3 separate regions of the Homo sapiens genome follow, and regions 1 and 3 are each linked to region 2. Evidence: chromatin loops called from intact Hi-C (ENCODE). Cell type or tissue: heart left ventricle. All regions are shown on one strand.

Region 1 (8,000 bases), 140 kb after region 2:
TGTGGTAACTCACATCTGTAATCCCAGCATTTTGGGAGGCTGAGGCAGGAGGATTGCTTGAGCCCAGGAGTTCAAGACCAGCCTGGGTAACATAGTGAGACCTCCAATGTCTATAAAAATAAAAATTAGCCAGGCATGGTGGCATGCACCTGTAGTCCCAGCTACTCGGGAGGCTGAGATGGGAGGATTGCTTGAGCCTGGGGGGTCGAGGCTACAGTGAGCCGATACTGAACTGCTGCACTCCAGCCTGGACAACAGAGCAAGACCCTGTCTCAAAAAATATATATATAAAAAATCAAACTTTGTTGTGTTTATTTCCTTCTTTTACTACCAGTAAGAACCCCAGAAGGCAATATCAAGCTTTACTGTAAAGGTGCTGACACTGTTATTTATGAACGGTTACATCGAATGAATCCTACTAAGCAAGAAACACAGGATGCCCTGGATGTAAGTTTCACTTTTATTCTTTCTGCAAGGGATTCTGAACTTACTCTCTGATGCTGTCTGTTAAGTTTGCATGAAAGCTGTATGTTAACTGCTGACCCTCCCTTTGCTTTGCAATAGTTGGGGTGGAAAGAGCAGTAAAGTAGGAATACAGCCACCTGGGTCCCAGTTCTGCCCCTGCCACTGACTTCCTGGGATATCACCATGGTGCCCTCTCCCAGCATGTGGGTCTTCAAGGTCTATAGGACTGAGGCAGGGGAATGGCTTAGCTCTCTTCCAGTGGCCTTGAGCAAGCTACATAACCATACTAGGTTGTAGTCTTACTATGTGTGTGGTCCCCAAGACCTCCACTAACTTCAAGTTGTAGTGCAAAGGAAGGAAAGCATTCATATGTGACAGGATGACAGAGCTGACTATAGGTCACATCTTGTCTAGCCAAGATGGCAGAAGCGGTTCAACTGATTGAGTATTTGGTGTCTCATGCCTGTAGTCCCAGCACTTTGGGAGGCCAAGGCGGGTGTATCACCTGAGGTCAGGAGTTCAAGACCAGCCTGGCCAACGTGGTGAAACCCCGTCTCCACTAAAAATACAAAAAAATTAACTGGGTGTGGTGGTGGGCACCTGTAATCCCAGCTACTTGGGAAGCTGAGGCAGGAGAATCGCTTGAACCCCAGAGGGAGGGGGTAGAGTGAGCCGAGATCGTACCATTGCACTCCAGCCTGGGCGACAAGAGCAAAACTTGGTCAAAATAAAAAAGATGTGACTATAAAGTAATGAGATGTTTACTGGTTCATGTTGAAACTGTTTAAAATGTTTAAATCAGGCTGGGTGCAGTAGCTCACGCCTGTAATCCCAGTACTTTGGGAGGGTGAGGTGGCAGATCACGAGGTTAACAGATCGAGACCATCCTGGCCAACATGGTGAAACCCCGTCTCTACCAAAAATACAAAGATTAGCCAGATGCAGTGGCACCCGCCTGTAATCCCAGCTACTCAGGAGGCTGAGGCAGGAGAATGGCGTGAACCAGGGAGGCAGAGGTTGCAGTGAACCGAGATCGCACCACTGCACTCAAGCCTGGGCGATAGAGTGAGACTTCATCTCAAAAAAAAAAAAAAGAAAAAGAAAAAGAAAAAAAAAGAAAATGTTTGAATCGTTCATCATGGGAAAATTGCCAGATACTCTTTTCCATTAAAAGCTTTGACCTCAGCTTTAACAATGGCTTGTGTATTTTAGAATTGGTTTGAGGGAATAATGCTTAGTGGAGAGTTCATAGGTGATTGGACTTGTATCACAGTTTGTTGGAACAAGTTATAAAGTTGTCAGGTTCGTGCTTATGTCATTACACCCCAAGGCAGCTCCCTTGGTCTGATATTTTCCTAGTCATGAAGAGAAAAAGAGAAAATGAGAAAATGAGAAAGGTAATAGAAGATTTAGAAGAAAGGTAAGCTTTTCCCTTTGGAAACTGGAAGTGCAGTCCTGGACCCTATAGAAGTTTAGAAAAGCAAAGTCTATTATAAAGTGATGTTTAGGCTGGGTGCAGTGGCTCATGCCTGTAATCCCAGCACGCTGGGAGGCTGAGTTGGGCAGATCACATGAGCTCGTGAGTTCAAGACCAGCATGATGAAACCCCATCTCTACAAAAAAAAGTACAAAAATTACCAGGCGTGGTGGTGCACACCTGTAGTCCCAGCTACTTGGGAGGCTGAGGTGAGAGGATGGCTTCAGCCTGGAAGGCAGAGGTTGCAGTGAGCCGGGATTGCATCACTGCATCCCAGCCTGGATGATAAAGCCAGACCTTGTCTCAAAAAAAAAAAAAGTGACATTTAATCCCCTCTCTAAAGTGTATTTGTACAGAATCTGTCATGTTTAATGATCTCTTTTTAAATTCTGTTAGTATATTACTTCAAAGTAAAATTTCAGACTTGATCCTGAATTACATAAATTAACTATTCTTTGCATTGGTGGATTTATTTTTTTAAATAAAACAGATCTTTGCAAATGAAACTCTTAGAACCCTATGCCTTTGCTACAAGGAAATTGAAGAAAAAGAATTTACAGAATGGAATAAAAAGTTTATGGCTGCCAGTGTGGCCTCCACCAACCGGGACGAAGCTCTGGATAAAGTATATGAGGAGATTGAAAAAGACTTAATTGTGAGTTTTAGCCTTAATAACTTTTTCTTTGATATTCTAAGCAGAATTGAAATTTTTATTAAGTTTTATTGAATATTTGATCTCATGCTTAAGAGATAATTGTAACTTCAGCATTTGACACTGGCACAATGGAAGAAGGTTATTTCTTTTATTCACCAAAATAGGAGCAGAACAGAAGTTGCCATTATGAGAAACCAAAAGACAAAATACATTAGGAGAAGTTCTAATTTAATTCCATAATTTGTATATCACTTATTAAAATTTATTATAATTTTTAAACAATAACAAACCTGCATCTAATACTTATTACATTGGGGGAATTACCGAAACAATTCATATTCTGCAAAATCTTGAAATAAGAAAAATATATTGTTTCTAAAAGTTTTCCAAATTTAATACATAGTTTTTGTAGGGTTTAGATAAGTGGAAAATATTCAACAAATAGCTAGTATTGCAACTGGTTTACGGTTTATGTCAGTATAAAGCCACAAATACACAAGAAAAGTGTATTTTTAACATCCTTGATTTTGTACTTGCATTTTTGTCTTGGTAAATTAAATAGTTCATCCTTTAGGGAAAAAGTTTTTAGGTGTGTTGGTTTGCAGTAATTGTGAAACATGGCAGCCTTCCCTGTTAACACTGGCCATTGGCCCCAGGAGAGCAGCAACCAGGATGTATAATTAGCCCTTCTTTTTACAGGTTGGCAACCTGTAATTACAGAAAACTTTTGGTTTGTTTGCTAATTCCTTTTTTTTTTTTTTTTAATATACATTCTAGCTCCTGGGAGCTACAGCTATTGAAGACAAGCTACAGGATGGAGTTCCAGAAACCATTTCAAAACTTGCAAAAGCTGACATTAAGATCTGGGTGCTTACTGGAGACAAAAAGGGTAATTCATTGTGCAGGGAAGCATATCTGTTAATTCACAAATATTTATAGCTGCCGTTTCCTTTGCCCAAGATGACCTCCTCAGACTTTTCATCCTGTACAAACACTGTTTCTTTGGACGGAAGATGCTTTTTCTGAGAAACCCTCCTCTGTTTTTCCAGCACATTCTTCTGCATCCTTTCCTGATCCCCCTCAGTAGCAGTTTCTTCCTTATAATTTAGCTCCTGGCCATGTCTTGCTGATTATAATTGGTCTTATCTCTCCAGCCAGACGTGGGTTCCCGTCCTGAAAGGGCCATCCCTCTTGTCCCTCTGTCCTTCCAGTGCTTTGACATTTGGTGGGCACAGAGTAGAACAATACAAAGTACTGAACAATAACTTTGGTTTTCTTGCCAATTTTATTGCTTGGCAATAAAATTGTATACCTAAGGAAAGAACGATTTTAATTTTTTAACTTTAGAACTCAACAAGCACTTGTTTGGTATTGATACTTTACTTTGTAAGCCTTCCACAAGAAATCAAATAATGTCTCTTGCGCTGAAATCGTCAACGGGTTACACACTCTGCAAAGTTATGGGAAGCACAGCCCTGACCTTAAATAAATGCCAAATTGGGTGGTAATTTAAAAGGAAAAAAAATCTTCACGTAAGGGTTGGTGGAAATTATTATGCTTCCCTCTGCCCCCGCCCCCCGCCAATAACAGAGTAATTGAACCAGGAACTGAGAGTGTTTAGTAATTTAATGAACATTGGTTTACTAAATAACCAGTTTATATGTTTGATAATATAGCACATTTTATTATTGAAAACATTTCAAATTAGACTTTGACTTTCACTTGTTTTATTATGGAGAAAAGGATTTTTCTTCTGCATGTGATTCCTACAGATTGCTATAGAAAAATAGTGTGTTTGTGTGAATCTGGTTATGTTCATGAACTAAAAAATATCATTACTAGGTAAAATCAATTATTCAGTTCAACAGTAAGAATGAGCCTGGCAAACATGACAAAACCCCATCTCTAGAAAAAACACAAATTGTTTGGTGGCTTGGCAGCGAGTTGCGTAGTCCCAGCTACTTGGGGGCTGCGGGTGGTGCTGAGATGGGCAGATCACTTGAATCCTGGAGGTTGAGGCTGTAGTGAGCAGAGATTGTGCCACTGCACTCCAGCCTAGGCAGTGGGAGTGAGATGCTGTCTCAAAAAACAAAATAAAATAAAATAAAAACAGCAGGAATGACATTTGACTTAATTTTATTCTATTGTAGAAACTGCTGAAAATATAGGATTTGCTTGTGAACTTCTGACTGAAGACACCACCATCTGCTATGGGGAGGATATTAAGTGAGTAAAAGCCTGCAGTATGAAATTACGTAATAGCTCATCTTTGCAAATGCAAGACTGTCTGTAGAAGATAGCAGATATGAAGAAATAGGGGTTACGATGTGTCACTTGGGGCAGTTTCCTCATGTTTAAATGAGGCAAGACAACAACAGGCAGTTCCAAGTAATCAAGGTGCAGCCTAAATTTGAGCAGATTTTACTTTTAGGGAAACTTGGGGCCCTTCAGAGGCCATTTTTCTCCATTCCTTCTCAGCTCAGGCCAGGCGCAGTGGCTCATGCCTGTAATCCCAGCCCTTTGGGAGGCCGAGGCGGGTGGATCACCTGAAGTCAGGAGTTCTAGAGCAGCCTGGCCAACATGGTGAAACCCCGTCTCTACTAAAACTACAAAAATTAGCTGGGTGTGGTGCCCGGTGCCTGTTATCTCAGCTACTCGGGAGGCTGAGGCAGGAGAATCACTTGAACCCAGGAGGCAGAGGTTGCAGTGAGCCAAGATCACGCCACTGTACTCCAGCCTAGGTGACAAGAGTGAAACTCTGTCTCATTAAAAAAAAAAAAAAAACTCGGTTCACCTACTAAAAATTCCGTAAAAAGCCTGTAATATCGCTAGCAAATTAATATGAATTATAGTCCTATTTTGCTTTTTCTAGGAACTTTTACTTTTGAAAGGGAAATAGAAGAAAGGAAAAAAAAAACCCAAAACTTTTGCGGGAAGGAAATGTGTGGGTGGGTTACATCATGTAGGTCCCCTGTAATCTAGTCTAGGTGGGGCAGGCCTGATAATTCAAATGTTAGCATATGCTGAAACGTTTGTTAGCTTTGAATCAGAGTCGCAGCAGACCTGGAAATGTATGATGAAAAAGCCCTGTCTTGTTCTGAAGCTATAAATATGCTGCACACAGTTACTGTGATGTGTTTACTGATGGCCTGACAGTTCCTCAAGATTTTTCCCTACAGAGCTTCTCTCAGGCCAGCATGAGGTCAGATTAAACTGTTAACATACACATTTGCCAGGTGTGATAAAGTGATGAGGGAATTGATGGTCAATATTAGTCTTATTTCTAATGATGGTGATAAAGCATTTTCTAGTTGTTCTAGTATATTAGGTATTCCGTCAAATTAGACAAAATCAGTAGCCTTATGATCTAAATCAGTTCCATTTAGAACTGATTTAGTTTATGTGCCCAAATAGAGGTACATAAGCCATGCCCCTTTGTGCTTTTAGGTTTTAAAAAAGTAGCAACAGGCTGGGCACGGTGGCTCATGCTTGTAATACCAGCACATTGGGAGGCCGAGGCGGGTGGATCACGAGGTCAGGATTTTGAGAACAGCCTGACTGATATGATGAAACCCCGTCTCTACTAAAAATACAAAAATTAGCCAGGCATGGTGGCATGTGCCTGGAATCCCAGCTACTCGGGAGACTGAGGCAGGAGAATTGCTTGAACCTGGGAGGCAGAGGTTGCAGTGAGCCAAGATAGTGCCACTACACTCCTGCCTGGGTGACAGAGCAAGACTCCGTCTCAAAAAAAAAAAGTAGCAACAGACAAATAAATGCTTAATGCTTAATGAGTTTACTTTAGTAGTTTTGGGCTTCAAGTAATCTGATTAATTACTATATGGCTTTGTTTATTTTTTGTAGATGGGGCTGTAAAAAAATTTCTGGTCTCTCTTTTGAAAGTCTTAAAAATTGGTCCCGAAGCTAAAGTAAAAGATAAAATGTATGCAAGTAGCAAATGTTGTGACCATGCCCTTAGCTGAGTTTACCTTTATAGAGAGAGGAATCATCTTCCCAGGTGGCTCTTAAATTGATGATTCCTATAAAATGATTTGAATAGAAGGTATCTTCATTTTTTTTCTCTTACGGCCTTTCAATGATTTGTCTTAGTCACTCACTTTTAACTTGAAAATGAGAATTAAATTGATGTGGAAAAGGGATACTAGATACTTAATCCTCTAGTGCAGTGATTCTCCGTGGGGAGTGAGTTTGCCTTCCAGGGACCCTTTGGCACTGTCCAGAGACACTTGCTTGTTTCAGCTGCAGAGAAGTGCTCCTGGCTTCTAGTGGGTAGAGGCCAGGGATGTTGCTAAACATCCTCCAGTGCAAGGGATGGCCACACAAAATAAAGGATTATTAGGCCCAAGACATCAAGAGTGCAAAGGCTGAGAAGCCTTCTTTGGAAGGAGAAGAACAATGGCTTTTTGTATGTAATAGTAAGAGTCCTGAGCCAGAAGTTACAAGATAACTGAGTCCTCATTCTAGTTTTCCTATCAACCTGCAGCAGGCAAATCACATCACCTTCCTCTGGCTTGATTTCCTTATTTGTAACATGAAGAGATTGGACAAGATATTTAAGGTCCCTTCCACTCCAAAATTTCATGACTCATTTTTCTATCACATGAAAGTGTTACACGTAGCCTTGTCACATATATCATTTTAACACAAACATTTAATTTGTTGATATAAAGCACTGAGAATTTCTCAAACACAGATATAGTTTTGTTTATATGAAAATAAGTTTATTCCTAACAAACAATAGCCAGTATTCTAATTCAGATCAAGATTGCCTTTCCTTTTTTTTTTTTTTTTTTTTCTTAGAAAGACTCTGTCACCCAGGCTGGAGTGCAGTGGTGCAATCTTGGCTCATTGCAACCTCCGCCTCCTGGGTTCAAGTGATCCTCATGCCTCAGCCTCCCAAGTAACTGGGATTACAGGCACCGCCACCACGCCTGGGTAATTTTTGTATTTTTAGTAGAGACAGAGTTTCACTATGTTGGCCAGTCTGGCTGCGAACTCCTGACCTCGACTGATCTGCCCGTCTCAGCCTCCCAAAGTGCTGGGATTACAGGTGTGAGCCACAGTGCCTGGCCTAAGATTGCCTTTCTTCTGTTGCTGTGTATACATTTTCAACTGTATCTTCCTTTGACTGTCTTTGAAAAATGATGAATTACATGGTACCCCCATGGTGGATGAATCGAGACATAGTAAAATTACATGTCGCTCAGTTAAAAAAAAAAAAAAAAAAGGGCTGGCCAGGCGTGGTGGCTCATGCCTGTAATCCCAGCACTGTGGGGGGCTGAGGCGGGTGGATCATGAAGTCAAGAGATTGAGACCATCCTGGCCAACATGGTGAAACCCTGTCTCTACTAAAAATACAAAAATTAGCTGGGCATGGTGGTG
Region 2 (8,000 bases):
AAATGTTAGTCAGAAAAAAAGAAGTCATTAAGTAGTAAAGGAAGTGGAAAGCCTTGTAACTTAGAAGGAATGTTGGAAAACTCATTGTGCCAGAGAAAATAGAATATATCATCTGTATTTGTTGTTTTAAAAGCCATTTCGAAGGATGTGGGGCAGATATTTGAAAATTCTAATGTCACTTATTGCTAGGACAGATTCACATAAGAGGTGTCTTATCAGATTTAAAATTCTGGATCTGGTCTGGATAATGACTGTGAAGAACTTTCAACTGAGTTAATCTTGACTGCCAAGCATGGGTTACAATAGCACCTAGTGCAGCATGAGTCTTTCCATTGGCATTAAATGCTTTAGCTTAAACGACCACTGGGCTTAGCAAAGAACTGAATACAAGCAGTATCACCTCCATTTAAACATATCTTTTATCACTTATCTTATCTTGTAAAAAAAAAAATTCCAGGAAATAAATTTTCAGTAAAACTGAGCTAGCTCTCTTGGCAACCTCCCTGGCTTTCCTACCCACATCATGCAAATGTACATAAGACTGCTGCCAAGAAAAGGGGGGAAAAAAGAAACAGAGGAAATTATGAACTACAAAAGTTGAAAATCATTGTTACCCTCTTTTAGAAATGGCTATTTCTGGGCACAATGGCTGCAGTGAGCAATGGTCACCACTGCACTCTGGCCTGGGTGCCAGAGTGAGACCCTGTCTCAAAAAAATAATAAAAAATAAAACATAAAAAGAAATGGCCATTTCTGTTACATTTCGTGATTTCCCCCAGCAGCTCGTTGGTTACTAAATGAGAGTGACTTCTAAATAAAACCAGAGTGTTTATTCAATCCCATCTGAGAATGCTGAGAAAGGGCTGCCAAGGCTGGTGGAATCAGGGCTCTGCCAGGACAAAGAAGTCATCTCTCAGTGACTCATGTAAGATGCATTTTAAAATTGTTGCATGTGAGACACTTCCAGTGATTGCCCTGACAAGGCACCCCAAAATTTGGCATGGTTCTTTCAGAAAGGACAAGGTCGGTTTCCAGGTGAGCTAATTCCTTCATCAGCAACACCAGCTGATGCACTCTGAGAACCTCCTTCCTAAGATGAGGAAGACTTACATAGGGGAAGTGTTCTAGGATAAGGTTGTGGAGTTGTGTGGGTGTGGGTGTTTTGTTTTGGTTTTGTTTTTTTTTTTAATTTTTTTTTTGGAGACAGTGTCTTGCCCTGTCACCCAGGCTTGAGTGCAGTGGTGCAATCACAGCTCACTGCAGCCTTCACTTCCTGGGCTCAAAGGATCCTCCCACCCCAGCCTCCTGAGTAGCTGGGACTACAGGTGCGGGCCACCACACCCAGCTAATTTTATTTTGTATTTTTTGTAGAGATGGGATTTCACCATGTTTCCCAGGCTGGTCTCGAACTCCTAGGCTCGAGCAATCCACTGGCCTCAGCCTCGCAAAGTGCTGGGATTATAGGCGTGAGGCACTGCGCCTAGGATAAGGTTTTAACATGCCTCCATCTGGTGGGTTCCATGCAAAATGGGTTTTCAAAGGATTTGTCTCATCAAAGATGAAACTCTACCTTCTTGCAAGTCATTTTTCAAATGCAGCTTTTCAAGAAGCCTACCCTGACCACATTATTTAAAATTGTGACTCATCCTCCAAATCCTAATCTCTTAATCCTGCTCAATTATTATTAGTAGTAGTATTATTATTCGCTCTGTTGCCCAGGCTGGAGTGCAGTGGGGCAATCTCAGCTCACTGCAACCTCTGCCTTCAGGGTTCAAGCAATTATCTGCCTCAGCCTCCTCAGTAGCTGGGATTACAGATGCCCACCATCACGCCTGGCTAATTTTTTGTATTTTTAGTAGAGACAGGGTTTCACCATCTTGGCCATGCTGATCTTGAACTCCTGACCTCATGATCCACCTGCCTTGATCTCCCAAAGTGCTGGGATTACAGGTGTGAGCCATCGTGCCTGGTCTATTATTTTTTAATGTATAAATCTTAAGCATACAGGTCAATGAATTCTTGCATATGCGTCTACTCGTATAATTATCATTCAGATCAAGAAATATAACTTTTACAGCACTCCAAAAGGCAGCTCCTTCAGGGGCCTTCTCCCAGTCCAGCCTGTTCTATTTTTTCAAAGCATTTGCCACCTTTTAAGATACTTGCCGAGTGCAGTGGCTCACGCCTATAATCCCAGCACTTTGGGAGGCTGAGGTGGGTGGATCATGAGGTCACGAGTTCACGACCAGCCTGACCAACATGGTGAAACCTGTCTCTACTAAAAATACAAAAATTAGCCTGGCCTGGTGGCTGTGCCTGTAACCCCAGCTACTCGGGAGGCTGCGGCAGGAGAATTGCTGGAACCCAGGAGGTGGAGGTTGCAGTGAGCCGAGATCACACCACTGCACTCCAGCCTGTGCAACAGAGCGAGCCTCTGTCTAAAAAAAAAAAAAAAAAAAGATATTTGATTGGCTCATAGATGTACCCAAGCAACTAGAAAACTGCCTGACACACAGTAGGCACTCACACTCAAATCTTTGTTGAATGAAAGAATATTATTTTATTTTGAGACAGAGCCTCGCTCTGTTGCCCAGGCTGAAGCGCAGTGGCACAGTCTCGGCTCACTGCCTGCCACCTCAGTCTCCCAGGTTCAATTGATTCTCCTGCTTCAGCCTCTTGAGTAGCTGGGACCACAGGCGCCCGCCACCATGCTTGGCTAATTTTTGTATTTTTAGTACAGGTGGTGGCTCATGACTGTAATCCCAGCACCTTGGGGGGCTGAGGCAGGTGGACCGCTTGAACTGGGGAGTTCAAGACAAGCCTGGGCAACATAGTGAAACCCAACCCTGTCTCTATAAATAAATAAACAAGTAAATAAATGCAGACATCAGAATGGTATTGATCAGATCTAGGTACAGGTGTAGATTGGATGCGTCCTTGTTTAGTCTCTTCTATGTAACATTTTCTTGGACAGGTTGAGCACTTGGTAGTGGATCTGCAAGGAGGGGGTGCCCCCTTTAGTCTGGAATCCCCTCTTGATTCCTAGGTTTGCTGGCATTTATCCAGATAGGGGCAGAGTCTTCCTAAACGGCTTCCCTCCTTTGGAGTCTGCTGCTCCTTGCATGCCATAACCCAGTCTTGAGAACCTGGCTCACCTTCCATTGCTCCCCTCTCCCAGTCAGTTGCAGGTTGTGGCCACTTCGTGCCCTATCTCTCTTCTGTGGTGTCCCTTGAATTTCCTCCTTTTTACTTCCCCTGGCAACTCCTCCGTATGTCGCTGTCCCAGCCTCTCAAGTGATTCTCCCATCTTCAGTTTTATCCTCTCTAGACTATCTCCCTATTATTTTCCCTAAAACACAACCTTGATCATGCTCATGCTCGGTCCTAAATTGTCAACGGTTTGCAGGTGCTACCAAAAACAAGTCTAAATGTCTTAGATCAACCAGTGTCACCAACAGGCCCTATGTTCTCTTGCATCGGTACCTTTGTTCTGTCGTTAGCTTCAGAATATAAGTGCTGGAAGAGACCATCTGGTCCAATCTCATTTTACAAATGAGGAAACTGAGGCCTGGATAGATTGAGTGACTGACCAGCACCTAGTCAGAGATCAAGTTTGACTCATGAAAAAGAAGCCTAGAGCAGCCTCGGGGTTGGTATCAGACAAGATTCTACCAGTTGGCCACCCGTTGAATACCCTCTCTACACAACTCTGATCCTTAAAGCTGTGGATCTTTGAGTCCCATCAAGCACGGCCTCCTGTAGGAAGCCTCTGTGATGACCCAGTTGGGAGTCTGGACTCTTGGGCATAGATGTGAGCCTCTAGGTGACTGGGAATCGTGTGGGAGTCCTGGCTCCCCTACTGCATTTTAAGCAAACTCTGATCTTTGATTTTCCTCCATTCTTATCCCAACGACTCGGTCCATAGTCGGGGAGCGGCAAAAGTCTACTCAAGAAGGAGGGTAATGTCTATACTGCCAGGGAGGCACGATTCACCCGCTCAGACACCAGCCAGCAACGAGGCGCTGAGTCCAAAATTTCCACCTACACCGCGTGGTTCACGGGCCGCACCTTAACTCCTTTTGACTCCAAACCCAAAAAAACTCGATAGCGTTTGGACTCGGCAGAAAGCCTGCTGGCTGCAATCACAGGATACGTTTCTGGAAGTCTTGAGGCGCAGCCTCTTTCTTCACCCTCCACGCGGCGAACTTTGACGCGCATTCGGTGACCGGTCCCCAAACATGACTTGGCATCAAGAGGACACAGCTCCCCTTACCGAGGGAGCTCAGGTCCCGGGCGCGCCGCGGCCCCGCCAGCTTTCCAGGCTGGCTCAGTCCTCGACCCGGGGTGACGGCCAAGCCAGCCAAGGGCAGCGGGAAAGTGACGCTGGGCTGGAGAGGTGTGGTGGCGAGTGCGGCCCCCGGGGAGCTAAGAGCAGCCGCAGCAACTGGGTCTCAGGCTGGGCGAGGCAAGGGCTCGTAGGCTGGGCTCGGAAGACTGAAAGGGGTGCCCACCTGACTCCAGGACGCACGGAGGGCGTGGGGCAGGAGCTGGACCTGGGCCGCCTCGGGCCGCCCCGGGGCTTGCAGTCCAGCCCCTCTCCGCCCTAGGGAGGGAAAAAGGGAGGGGAGAAGGCCGAGCCCGCCTCCAGCCCCAGCCCCAGCCCCAGCGAGGCTCGGCGGCCGCGGCTGCTGGAGGGAAACCAGAGGCACCTCCCCGAGCGGAGAAACCAGTTTGGCCGGTCCGGCGGAGCGGAGGCAAAAGGGCGGCTGCAGAGGAAGGGTGCACGGACGCGGGGCGGGGAAAGGCGGGGGAGCCACTAGCGAGCCGCGAGAGCCGGAGGTGCCGCCGCCAACTAGACACGCTTCCCCGGGCCCCCGGCCAGCCCCCGTGCGCCATGCAGCGCTAGCGCGGCGGCCAGGGCTGGGGCCGGGCGGGCGGCGGCAGCGGCCAGGTGCGCAGCGAGCGCTCCGAGCGGCGCGCACCAGGCGGATGCCCCAGCCGGGGCCCAGCGAACGCCAGGTAAGCAGGGGTGCGGCGCCGGGGGCCCCCAGACCTTCCCAAGCCCCTTGGCCCGGCGGTGTCCTGCAGGTTCCCTGGCCGCTCCCGCCGCACTTTGGAGATCCGGGATGCGGCGGCAGCAGCTGTCAGCGCCCTCGGACTCCCGAGCCCGCACAGGTGGGATTTGGGTGGAGGTGCTGGGAGCCCCCGAGGCCTCGGGGACGGCGAGACACGGCCGGCTGGGCAGGCAGCGCTGCGGAGAGTTCCGTGGGGTTTTCACCTGCCTAGAGGAGGGAAATCTCGGGGTGTTTGGGTTCTTCGATCGGTAGCGACACACATGTCCGGGGGTTAAGCCAGGTAGGGCTTGCGGCTCCTTGGGGGATGCCGCTGGCTCCTGTGCGGTGGCTACCGCCCCTCTGGAAGACCCCGGTGACCGGGTCCTGCTGGGGCGCTCTTTGGGAGCAGATGCCAACGTGTCCGAAAAGGACTTGCGGGCCAAACGTATCTGACCGCGGCCCACCTGCCGGGAGGGATGGAGGGGGTGAGATCGCTCTCCTCCCCAGCTCCTGTGGCAGGGCCAGGTACTCCCAGACATCTTCCGTGCGCTTTATTGTGGGATGGGGAGGGGAGGTGATGGGGAAGACCGACACCACTGTTTTTCCGGTGACTGTCGGGTCGCGTCCGCCAGCCCCGCTGAGATGGCTGCAGGCATCTCCTTCCCTCAGCAGTTTGGTGCCCTGCGCTGTCACCTCGCTGTGTGCACGAGGAGGGGCAACTTGTTGGGGGGCGCGGGGAGATGTTGCAGAGAATGGCCCAGTGCTTTAACACCCCTCGCCCCCACTTCTCCAACTCCCTCCTTCTCCCCAAAGTGAAAGAAAAGTTCTGAAGTGTCTGCCCAACTTTTCCGACGGAGGCGTGTGCCTGTGGTCCCTGCCGGGGGTTGGTGGCTGGTTGCGGGGGGGGGCGGTGCTCGGAGCGCAGATCCGTGACGGTTGTACGGGGGAGACTGGATTGCAGTAAGGATGCAAATTGGGGAAGGGGGATTGACACGCAGAAGTAAGGAGGACTTGGGCCGCGCTTCTGCCCGGTGAGTACCCGCTCAACCCTACCCGACCCCCTTGGCCTGCACGCGCTGCCCTTGGGGGCTGCAAGCTCTTCCTGGGTAGCTCCAGACGCCGCCGAGTTCCTCTCCCGGAAACTGGCCTCCCTGTTGGCGTGAGAAAATATTCGCTCCCATCTTCCTGGTTGCATTGCCTTCAAAATTTTGCCACTACCCATGGGAAACTAAAAAAAGAAAAAACTAGTGGGATGTTTGGAGATCACCCGGCACACGGTAGGTTATCGATGAAGGTTAACTGCTTTCAGGAACAAAAGCTAAAAAAAACCACGCGTGATAAAGCCTCCAGGGATAGTGAATACGAGCCCGTATATATGGGGGACACGACAGCAAATGTGAAGTAGAAGCGCTAATTTTCGTCCGCTAAGGAATACTTTTGTGTTAGACCTAAGATGCCGTTCATTAATTCTGGGCCTGTTGTTGAAGGCTTTATTAAACCCTATTATAAATGCGCAGACTGTGCACAAGATGATTAATGCTTATTAGCTGATTACTTTCTGGGGGAGAAGTCACGCCTGCCTGCAGTTAACTCCTCTGAATTCTCTTAATGATTTTCATTAGGTGGTGGAGTTTTCCTTGCTATAATTTTGGGAAGGAACATTAACCACTTTGTTCATTCGTCGTTTTCCAGTGGCTGTATTTTAGTAACTTTTAGTGATTCTTTGCGTGGGTTATTAAGGGCCGAGCAAGACTCTTTTGGTTATTACTGTCCAACACAGATGCCACCTGTGTGAGGTCAGCTCTGGCTGCTTTCAAGTTTTCCTTATGGATTTTAAGGAACACACACACCTGTGTGCACATGTTATTACATCCTAGTGATAGAACTGGGAGAGGTTTTGTTTTGTTTTTTGTTCAATAGAAGTTTAAAAATAATAATGTGGTACAGCAAATGGCTTCGCAAAAAGAAGTCTTCGGTGGTAAGGCAAGTTCAGGACTGATTTTATGTTTAATCTGATTTTCAGTCTAGGGGATCTTAGTGCTAATGGAGTCACTACCAGATCTGGCTGTAGAATGTTCTTTTCCTTTCCTTCCGTCCATTCCTCTTTCCTCTTTCTTTTCCATCCTTTTGAAGCAAGGAGTAGTGGAAAATATAAAAATGCCCACAGATTTCAGTTCTTTTCCTTATTAATTGTATAACCTTAAATGAATTCTTGTTTTCTGAACCTCTGTTTGCTGCTCTGTTGAGGGGAAAAGATATTATCAATCTCTTTGGATTGTTGAAAGAATTAAATCAGAGAACATATGAATGTTCTTTATATATAGTCAGTGTTTGAATGTTGGTTTCTTACTTTCTTTATTAGATTGATATCTAAAAATACTATTATTGCAGGTATCTGGTATATTTTTAAGATTTTATTGCCTTATGAATTAAAATTCCATTTTAGTTTTTTATAAGCAACATTCACAGAATGCAGGTAATTCTAACAACTCCAGAGAGATTTTTCCTAGTTACCTTTGCTCTTTAGTGTCGGTTACTGAAAAAGAAACCGATGCACTCATGAATGCAGAGGAACTTGCTTTTTAGGTACCAGAACAAGTTGTTTTTTAAAATTTTTTATAAATAAAATACATAGAGACAGGGCCTTGTTATGTTGCCCAGGCTGATCTAAAACTCCTGGCCTCAAGCAATCCTCCTGCCTTGGCCTCCCAAAGTGCTGGGATTACAGGTGTGAGCCACTGTGCCTGGCCCCAGAACAATTTATGTCCCAAATCTCTCTAAAAAGAGATGCCTTTTAAATTGCTTAAGCACTTAATTTTAGAGTTTATTTGTACACTTGGTTCTAGTTTAGTCTCCTGGAAAGTTTTTCTTAGTGGTGTCTTTAGGTATCTTGTGAGTTTTCAGGTCTGTTGACATTCAGTTAGATTAATTGTATTCATGCCTGTA
Region 3 (8,000 bases), 110 kb after region 2:
GAGATCGTGCCACTGCACTCCAGCCTGGGCAACAGAGCAAGACTCTGTCTCAATGAAAAAAAAAATTAATAAATAAATAATAAAGATAATTTAAACAGCAGAGAGTAGGCAAGCTCTGAAGCCCCACGAAGACTCTGGGAGGCCCAGGTGGGTGCCATAATGTAGGTGCTTCTGTCCTGGGACCAGCATGGAGCAAGTGATGGGTCACTGAGAAGGAACACAGCAGGGAGGCAAGTTGGACATAAGCAAAAACAAAAGGGGGTGGCAAGTATTTCCCTGCCACGCACATAAGTGGCCCCCATAAACTCTTCCTTACATGACCTAGATGAAAAGAATGTATCAAAGTCATTCATCATTGCTTCCTTCAGAGGTCAATACAATTTTCATGCCCCCCTTTAATATGTTTACATCCATTAAAGAGCAAAATTTTAGCATTTTCTCTGTGACTTGCATATTTTCCAGAATCTATAACATCCAGAAAGAATAGTAATTCCCTTGCCTGTAACTTAAAATGTCAATAAATCCTCATTATTTTTAATCCTTAGGTTCAAAGTTGCTAAGTGGAAAGAAATTCAAGTTGGAGACGTCATTCGTCTGAAAAAAAATGATTTTGTTCCAGTAAGTGAACAAATTCTGCTTCTCTTGTTCCTTGTTCTCCCCCAGCCCCTGTGCTCGGCTTTTCCCTCAGGGTCTCGGTGTTATTTGTGTGTTTTGTTTTGGACAGGCTGACATTCTCCTGCTGTCTAGCTCTGAGCCTAACAGCCTCTGCTATGTGGAAACAGCAGAACTGGATGGGTAAGTGTGTCTCGATGGGCCTGATTTAAAGCTGGCCTTTGAAGGCACATTCATTCCACTGAAATCGGGGCATTGTGGACCAGACGGCTTGATATCTGGCCTTGCCTCTGCCACCTGCTGCTGTCCCTACTGATCTCACCTTTGCGCCTCTGTGAAGTGGAGCTCTTACTACCTGCGTTTCTCCACCTCTCAGGGAAGGTAAAAGGATCAGACAGGAGCATATGTGTCTGAGCCCTTTATCAACTGCTGAGCAGCGTCCAGACAGATATGAATAATATCGAGGTTATTATCTGTGTCAGAGAAAGGAACAGATTTTTAAAGTCTTTACCAATAGGCAATTTATTTATTTATTTTTGAGACAGAGTCTCACTCTGTCGCCCAGGCTGGAGTGTAGTGGTGCTATCTCAGCTCACTGCAACCTCCACACCCCCTGGGTTCAAACAATTCTCCTGCCTCAGCCTCTTGAGTAACTGAGATTACAGGCTCCAGCCCCCACACCCAGCTAATTTTTGCATTTTTAGTAGAGATGGGGTTTCACCATGTTAGCCAGGCTGGTCTCGAACTCCTGATCTCAAGTGATCTGCCCACCTTGGCCTGCCAAATTGCTGGGATTACAGGGGTGAGCCACAGCAGCTGGCCCCAGGAGGCAATTTTGAATTCTCCTTGTGTTGGTTTTGGTTACTATGCTATCATTTAAAAGAGAATGAAGTTCTGTTTTTGACCAGTTTTCTGACCAGTTTTCAAGGCATTTATTGAGTGCTCACGAGGTTGCCGGCACTTTACATATTAGCTCATTTAATCCTCTAAACGACCATGTGAGACGAATATTATTCGTCTGTATTACCCATGAGGAATCGGAGGCCCAGGGAGGTGCAGCAGCCCGCCCAAGGTCACACAGTAAGTGGTAGAGTCGGGACATTGCTCCCTCTGCTCCTCGCGCCTCACGCTCCAGATGTGCATACACTGCTTTACAGAGAGCGGAAATCATGAGACTGAAAACTAGGGCTGTCATTGCTTCATAGATCAGGCAATTGACTGTTGGAAATCTATCACACTTTTTTTTTTTTTTTGGCGGAAAAAAATACTTAAAGCCAATTAACCACTTCTTAATTGTACAGGCTAATTGGTTAAAAACCAATTAACCACTTCTTAATTGTAAAGGCTTAACTGACAAAGACACTGCATTCTCTTTAAGGCCCCGAGGCTATACCCAAATTGGATTATGGGCAGTTGCCTGATAGAGCTTTCTGTTGTCAGGTTGGTCTCAAACTCCTGACCTCAAGTGATCTGCCTGCCTCTGCCTCCCAAAGTGCTGCCATTACATGCGTGAGCCGCGGCGCCCGACTGTTTATTCTCAACTATAAAACTGCTATTATTTCCATGAGAGATTCTAAAGCTTTACAAAGACATAAGATCCTAACATGCCCTGCCAGAACAGAATGGTGAGGTTGAGAATGAACTTCCCTAGGGAAAATTCCTGAGTATTCGTGAATCCTATATAAAGCCTTCAGTCGTGAGACGGCAGCCTCACCCTTGAGAGCACCTGCCCCGGCCTGCCCTTGTGCCCACCCACGACCTTACCTTGCACTATGGTGGGGCAGTTGGGAGTAAAGCTAAGACTTCCTTTTCCAAATAAAATTGTCTTTCAAAAACATGTGATCCAGTTATTCACTCTGGAAAAGAATTTGACAGAGGCGAAACAGAATTTCTGTAACAAATATGTGTTATAGAATCATTTTAATGTGATTAAATATTAGACACTACATTTTCAAACAGCACTTTGGTAGTCCTAGCTGATGGTAAAGTTAAAGTTAATGAGAAGGATGTTTGTGGGTACCTCTGTCCTAACCTTCACAACAACAAACAGTGAAGGGAACCAACATTTCCCAAGGTCAGAAATTTTCTCGACTTCAGGGGATAACCTTTTCCAAACCTGAAGTTCCAAGGTGAACAGAGTTTGAAAATAGAAACAGCTAATTATTTAGGCTTCATGTCCAGGTATGGCTAATGTAACTTTGGATGATTAACTTCCACTTTGAACTCAAAAATTTGTTCATTTAATTCATTTTTTCCCCATTCCTTTAGAGAAACCAATTTAAAATTTAAGATGTCACTTGAAATCACAGACCAGTACCTCCAAAGAGAAGATACATTGGCTACATTTGATGGTTTGTACCAAACATGTCTTACTTTGCTTTAAATTTTAGTTGCTTGGTTCAATTCCTATTGATTAAAACCAGAAAGACTTTTGTATGTGATTAATTATGTGAATCTTATATTTTTAAAAGGTTTTATTGAATGTGAAGAACCCAATAACAGACTAGATAAGTTTACAGGAACACTATTTTGGAGAAACACAAGTTTTCCTTTGGATGCTGATAAAATTTTGTTACGTGGCTGTGTAATTAGGAACACCGATTTCTGCCACGGCTTAGTCATTTTTGCAGGTACGTTCAGAGTTTCTTGGGAAATTAATCAGCTATGATCTTTAAAGACTTAGAGGGGATTGCTTTTCTGTCCTTTGTCCATCAAAACCAAAAGAAGAGTAATAGCATCATGAGCTTTTTTTTTTTTTTTTTTTTTTTTTTGAGACAGAGTCTCACTCTGTAGCCCAGGCTGGAGTGCAGTGGCATAATCTCAGCTCACTGCAACCTCTGTCTCCTGGGTTCAAGTGATTCTCCTGTCTCAGGCTCCAGAGTAGTTGGGATTATAGGCATGTGCCACCATGCCCAGATAATTTTTGTATTTTTAGTAGAGACAGGGTTTTGCCATGTTGGCCAGGCTGGCCTCGAACCCCTGACCTCAGGTGATCCGCCCAACTCAGCCTCCAAAACTGCTGGGATTACAGGCGTAAGCCACCATGCCTGGCCAAGAAGAGTAATTTTATTGGTGAGCTAGTGAATTGATTTTTCCCAACTGATGACTACATTGAATTTTCCATTTTCAGGTGCTGACACTAAAATAATGAAGAATAGTGGGAAAACCAGATTTAAAAGAACTAAAATTGATTACTTGATGAACTACATGGTTTACACGGTATTTATTTTTCATCTCAGTAGATCTCTCATCTAGATTGCTGTCTTTTGCACTAATATTATCGTATGTTTTTCTAATACAAAATCTTACCTCTTTAGGTGGAATAGAAAAATTATTGGGCACTCCAAGCTTCAAATGCAGGAAGAAGGGATTTTTTTTTCCAGAAATGCCTTACTTTTTCTCAGAAATGCCACACTTTTAACAGGAGAATTCCCTTGGGAAGGGAAATTTCGGTTGTAGGGTGCCCTGAGTGCTTTGATGACGGGAACTGGAAAACCAGGAAGCCCTAGATAAATTAGTGAAGCTGGACTCCTGAAGTCAATGTAGGGTTGATTTCATTGCTGTTACTTTCCCATAGAGGCAGTTCTCTTAGAAGCAAGCCTCCCCCAGCACCCCCAACATATACTGTATAGCTCCAAATACAAGGCAAGGCTAAAAATAAAGTATGTCGAGGACACTCAAGACCACTCCCAGGTTTGATGATTCACTGGAAGGACTCATAGGCCTCAGCACATAGTCGTATTCACAGCTGTGAGTCATTACAACAAAAGGACACAGAGCAAGATCACCAAAGACTCATGGAGCAAAGTGCAAAGGAAACCAGGCACAAGCTTCCAAAAGTCGGCCGTCCTGCCCCCACTCCCCACCAAACCACACACACAATAGGCACTTAATTCTCCCAGCAGCAATTAATGACACCACATGTGAAATGTTGTCTATACCAGGGAAGCTCATGAGAGACTCAGTGTCAAAGGTTTTTAACAAAAAAACTCTAGACTCCCCAAAAGAATGCAGATGGTCAGCATAAACCATGCTGTTTGCACAGTTAGGCATCATGAGTTTTTTTATTATTATTATTATTTGTTTTTTTTTGAGATTGAGTTTCACTCTTGTTGCCCAGGCTGGAGTACAATGGCATGATCTTGGCTCACTGCAATCTCCGTCTCCCAGGTTCAAGTGATTCTCCTGCCTCAGCCTCCCAAGTAGCTGGGATTACAGGCACCTGCCACCACACCTGGCTAATTTTTGTATTTTTAGTAGAGACGGGGTTTCACCATGTTGGCCAGGCTGGTCTCGAACCCCTGACCTCAAGTGATCTGCCTGCCTCGGCCTCCCAAAGTGCTTGGATTACAAGCATGAGCCACTGCACCCGGCCCATGAGCTATTCTTATCAGAGAATAAAAAATAACTGGGAAATCCTCCAAACATCTAAGTTACCAGATACCAGCCCAGGGCGAACCTTGCAAGCCGGCCTTCGGAGGAAGCAGTCTCAGACCTGCTATGTTTGCTCTTTTCTGCCCACGTGGTGACCCCAAATATTAAGCACTCCTTCTATTTCCCAATGAAAAATTTTTTCAAGTATTTAATTCAATTTGAATGCATACTTCTAAAACTTATTCTTTGATTGCATATACATGTTTAAAATCACATAAAAATAATAATTTAAGAAACATTTTCCCCTGCTTTCTCATTTCATGAAAATTGTATTTGAACTTTTCACATTCATCTTTGGTGTCATGGTTGTGGTTATCCACTCTCAAAGAGCCTGTTTGGCACTCTGCTCTTTCCACGACAAAGTTGTGAGATATAGCACTTTTGGACTCCATGTCCAGAAATTTAAATTTGTCTCTGGAAATTTTATTCCCACTTGCGAATCTCCAAGTACCACTAGGATGGTTGACTTTTTATTCCTTCCATAAATATATGCTCATAACTTCTACAACATAATACTTATCATATTGCTTCTTAAGTGATCTTATTTTACAATGTCATGCAATACTTATGACATTACACCTTAAGGAATAATCGCCCAAATATAGGTGAAATTTTCTTGCCCTGAAAAAAAAATTCTGGCTGGGTGAGGGCCACCTGTAATCCCAGCAGTTTGGGAGACTGAGGCATGCAGATCACTTGAGGACAAGAGTTCGAGACCAGCCTGGCCAACATGGTGAAACTCGTCTCTACTAAAAAGACAAAAATTAGCCGGCCTTGGTGGCGCGTGCCTGTAATCCCAGCTACTCAGGAGGCTGAAGCATAAGAATTGTTTGAACCAGGGAGGTGGAGGTTGTAGTGAGCCACAATGGCACCACTGCACTCCAGCCTGGGTGATACAGTGAGACGCTGTCTAAAAAAAAAAAAAAAAAAAAAAAAAAAAATCTGTTGAATATCTTCTATAAGCATTCCAGTTTTCCAGTTCAGCCTTGTTGGAAGTTGTTTCATGCTAAGTAAGATATCTTCCCCAAACAGTATGTTATTGTTCAAAGTAAACGTAATTGAGAGAATGCCCTGTAATATAAGATTCTTCAAGGATTTGAATATAAGACACCACCTTCTCTTTGGAGAGATAATTTTGGGAACAAAACCTTACCTTCTATGGGAGATGTAGGATACATCAGTCAATTGCAGCAATCAAATAGACTTTCAAAGCGTTATGATAGTGCTGTTTTTATTTGACATATATTATTTTTCAGACTACTAAATTCTCAATCATATGAAGTATTGAGTAAGGTTAATTAGCATCTAGGAAATGCAAGAGGTTGGAAATCCATCTTCAGAATGCATTTAAATGTTTTCTGTCTTCTAGATCTTTGTTGTTCTTATTCTGCTTTCTGCTGGTCTTGCCATCGGCCATGCTTATTGGGAAGCACAGGTGGGCAATTCCTCTTGGTACCTCTATGATGGAGAAGACGATACACCCTCCTACCGTGGATTCCTCATTTTCTGGGGCTATATCATTGTTCTCAACACCATGGTACCCATCTCTCTCTATGTCAGGTAAGGCTGTCCTCTCTGGCATTTTGCTTTAATGGAAGAATGTTGTACCTTCTCCCAACATAGTGCCTTCATTTCTAGTGATCACTGTTTCAAAGGTCACAAAGAACAGGTAAGAAAATCACGTTCATTTCAGAATTGAGGGTAAGAGAGGAAAAGGAAATTAACATTTGAGTATCCACTCTGTGCCAGGCACCTTTTATCTCATCCTGTTTGCAGATAAGGGTAGGGAATTTCAAAGATCGATTGCTACTCCTGTAGTCATTGTCTTATTAGTAAGGTTCCCTTCTCACCGGGTTCCAAAGCCCAGACTTCAGAAAGGGACTGGGAGGAGGGGAAGATTTAGCAGGTGATGGAAAAACTTAGTTTTCCCTTTTGGAAGTGGTCCTCACCTCTTATCTGAGCCTTTATTATCATCTGCCACACCCAAGGTGGAGAACTTGTGCTTTCCGGCCACTACCTCCTAGTAGGAAAGAAACTCCCTGTCCTTCATCAACCTCTCAAAATGTTCTCTTTTTCATCTCAAATCTCAACCACAACAACAAAGTCAGGGGCATATCTCCGATAAGTGGTAAGCAGCTGATTTGGTGATACTTCTTCATTTTTTACTTTTACTTTTTTTTTTTTTTTTTTTGAGATGGAGTTTCACTCTTGTTGCCCAGGCAGGAATGCAATGGCATGATCTAGGCTCACTGCAACCTCTGCCTCCTGGATCCAAGCAGTTCTCCTGCCTCAGCCTCCTGAGTAGCTGGGATCACGGGTGCCCATCACCATGTCTGGCTACTTTTTTGTATTTTTAGTAGAGACAGGTTTCACCAAGTTGGCCAGGCTGGTCTTCAACTCCTGACCTCAGGTGATCTGCCCACCTCACCTCCCAAAGTGCTGGGATTACAGGCATGAGCCACCACACCCGGCCTTTTTCTCTTTTTAATATGAAAGTTCACTGCCCTTGGCCAAACTGACTTTGAGACCTTTTTGGGAGGGATAGTGCTTTGGAATAAACCCAGCAGCCAGAGTTCATTCTTAGTTCTGATAAAGAATAGCCCAGAGACATAGGAATCACATACACACCTATAATTAGAGGCATTTATTTTATTTTAGTGTCATTATATGTGCATTTGCTTTATTTTTAATTTGATTACATGTAGTTACTGTTGTTCTTTTAACATGAAGGAAAGCCCTGGGGCAGCCATCTGTTCCACAGCTACTTTGAGAAAAACCGAGTTGAGTGTTACCTTTGTCAAGGGAACTATTACATAGATAATTTTGCCTAAAACCATCAATGTGTATTATAAAAGAAACTGTATACATAATTTTATATAAAGGTATGTCATGTGACAAATACGATTTCTTTTTTCTTGGAGATAAAGGTCCTTTGAAAACATGCTGGAGCAAGT

Evidence for each region. Peaks named below come from ENCODE experiments on the same cell type or tissue, not always from the same donor. Only the 100,000 strongest peaks of a DNase experiment are listed, where the experiment ranks them.
Region 1: a loop joins it to region 2, with 2.8 times the contacts of the local background. A loop is called at or near these places in 14 of 110 quality-filtered maps.
Region 3: it touches region 2 in a loop (2.0-fold over the local background); 8 of 110 quality-filtered maps call a loop at or near these places.

Annotation. Positions count from the first base shown.
Region 1 is chr18:57,663,915-57,671,914 of GRCh38, reverse strand. ATP8B1 (ATPase phospholipid transporting 8B1) reads left to right here. Exons shown (of 28, transcript NM_001374385.1): 17 at 335-447; 18 at 2,433-2,597; 19 at 3,375-3,486; 20 at 4,748-4,823. ATP8B1-AS1 (ATP8B1 antisense RNA 1) reads right to left here. Exons shown (of 3, transcript NR_164148.1): 3 at 2,632-3,909. Among named protein-coding and RNA genes, the nearest start is that of ATP8B1-AS1, 38 kb to the right of the region's middle. In heart left ventricle, no CTCF peak of the experiment used is centred here; no DNase peak of the experiment used is centred here; H3K27ac peaks cover 1,366 bases.
Region 2 is chr18:57,800,017-57,808,016 of GRCh38, reverse strand. It overlaps ATP8B1 (ATPase phospholipid transporting 8B1), which reads left to right and starts at 4,702. Exons shown (of 28, transcript NM_001374385.1): 1 at 4,702-5,019. RefSeq lists an enhancer at 4,445-5,082. In heart left ventricle, no CTCF peak of the experiment used is centred here; DNase peaks (open chromatin) are centred at 4,706, 5,447 and 5,696; H3K4me3 peaks cover 4,262 bases; H3K27ac peaks cover 5,436 bases.
Region 3 is chr18:57,690,413-57,698,412 of GRCh38, reverse strand. It overlaps ATP8B1 (ATPase phospholipid transporting 8B1), which reads left to right. Exons shown (of 28, transcript NM_001374385.1): 7 at 546-618; 8 at 725-795; 9 at 2,881-2,963; 10 at 3,084-3,242; 11 at 3,743-3,831; 12 at 6,416-6,606. Among named protein-coding and RNA genes, the nearest start is that of ATP8B1-AS1, 64 kb to the right of the region's middle. RefSeq lists an enhancer at 3,527-4,726. In heart left ventricle, no CTCF peak of the experiment used is centred here; no DNase peak of the experiment used is centred here; H3K27ac peaks cover 1,071 bases.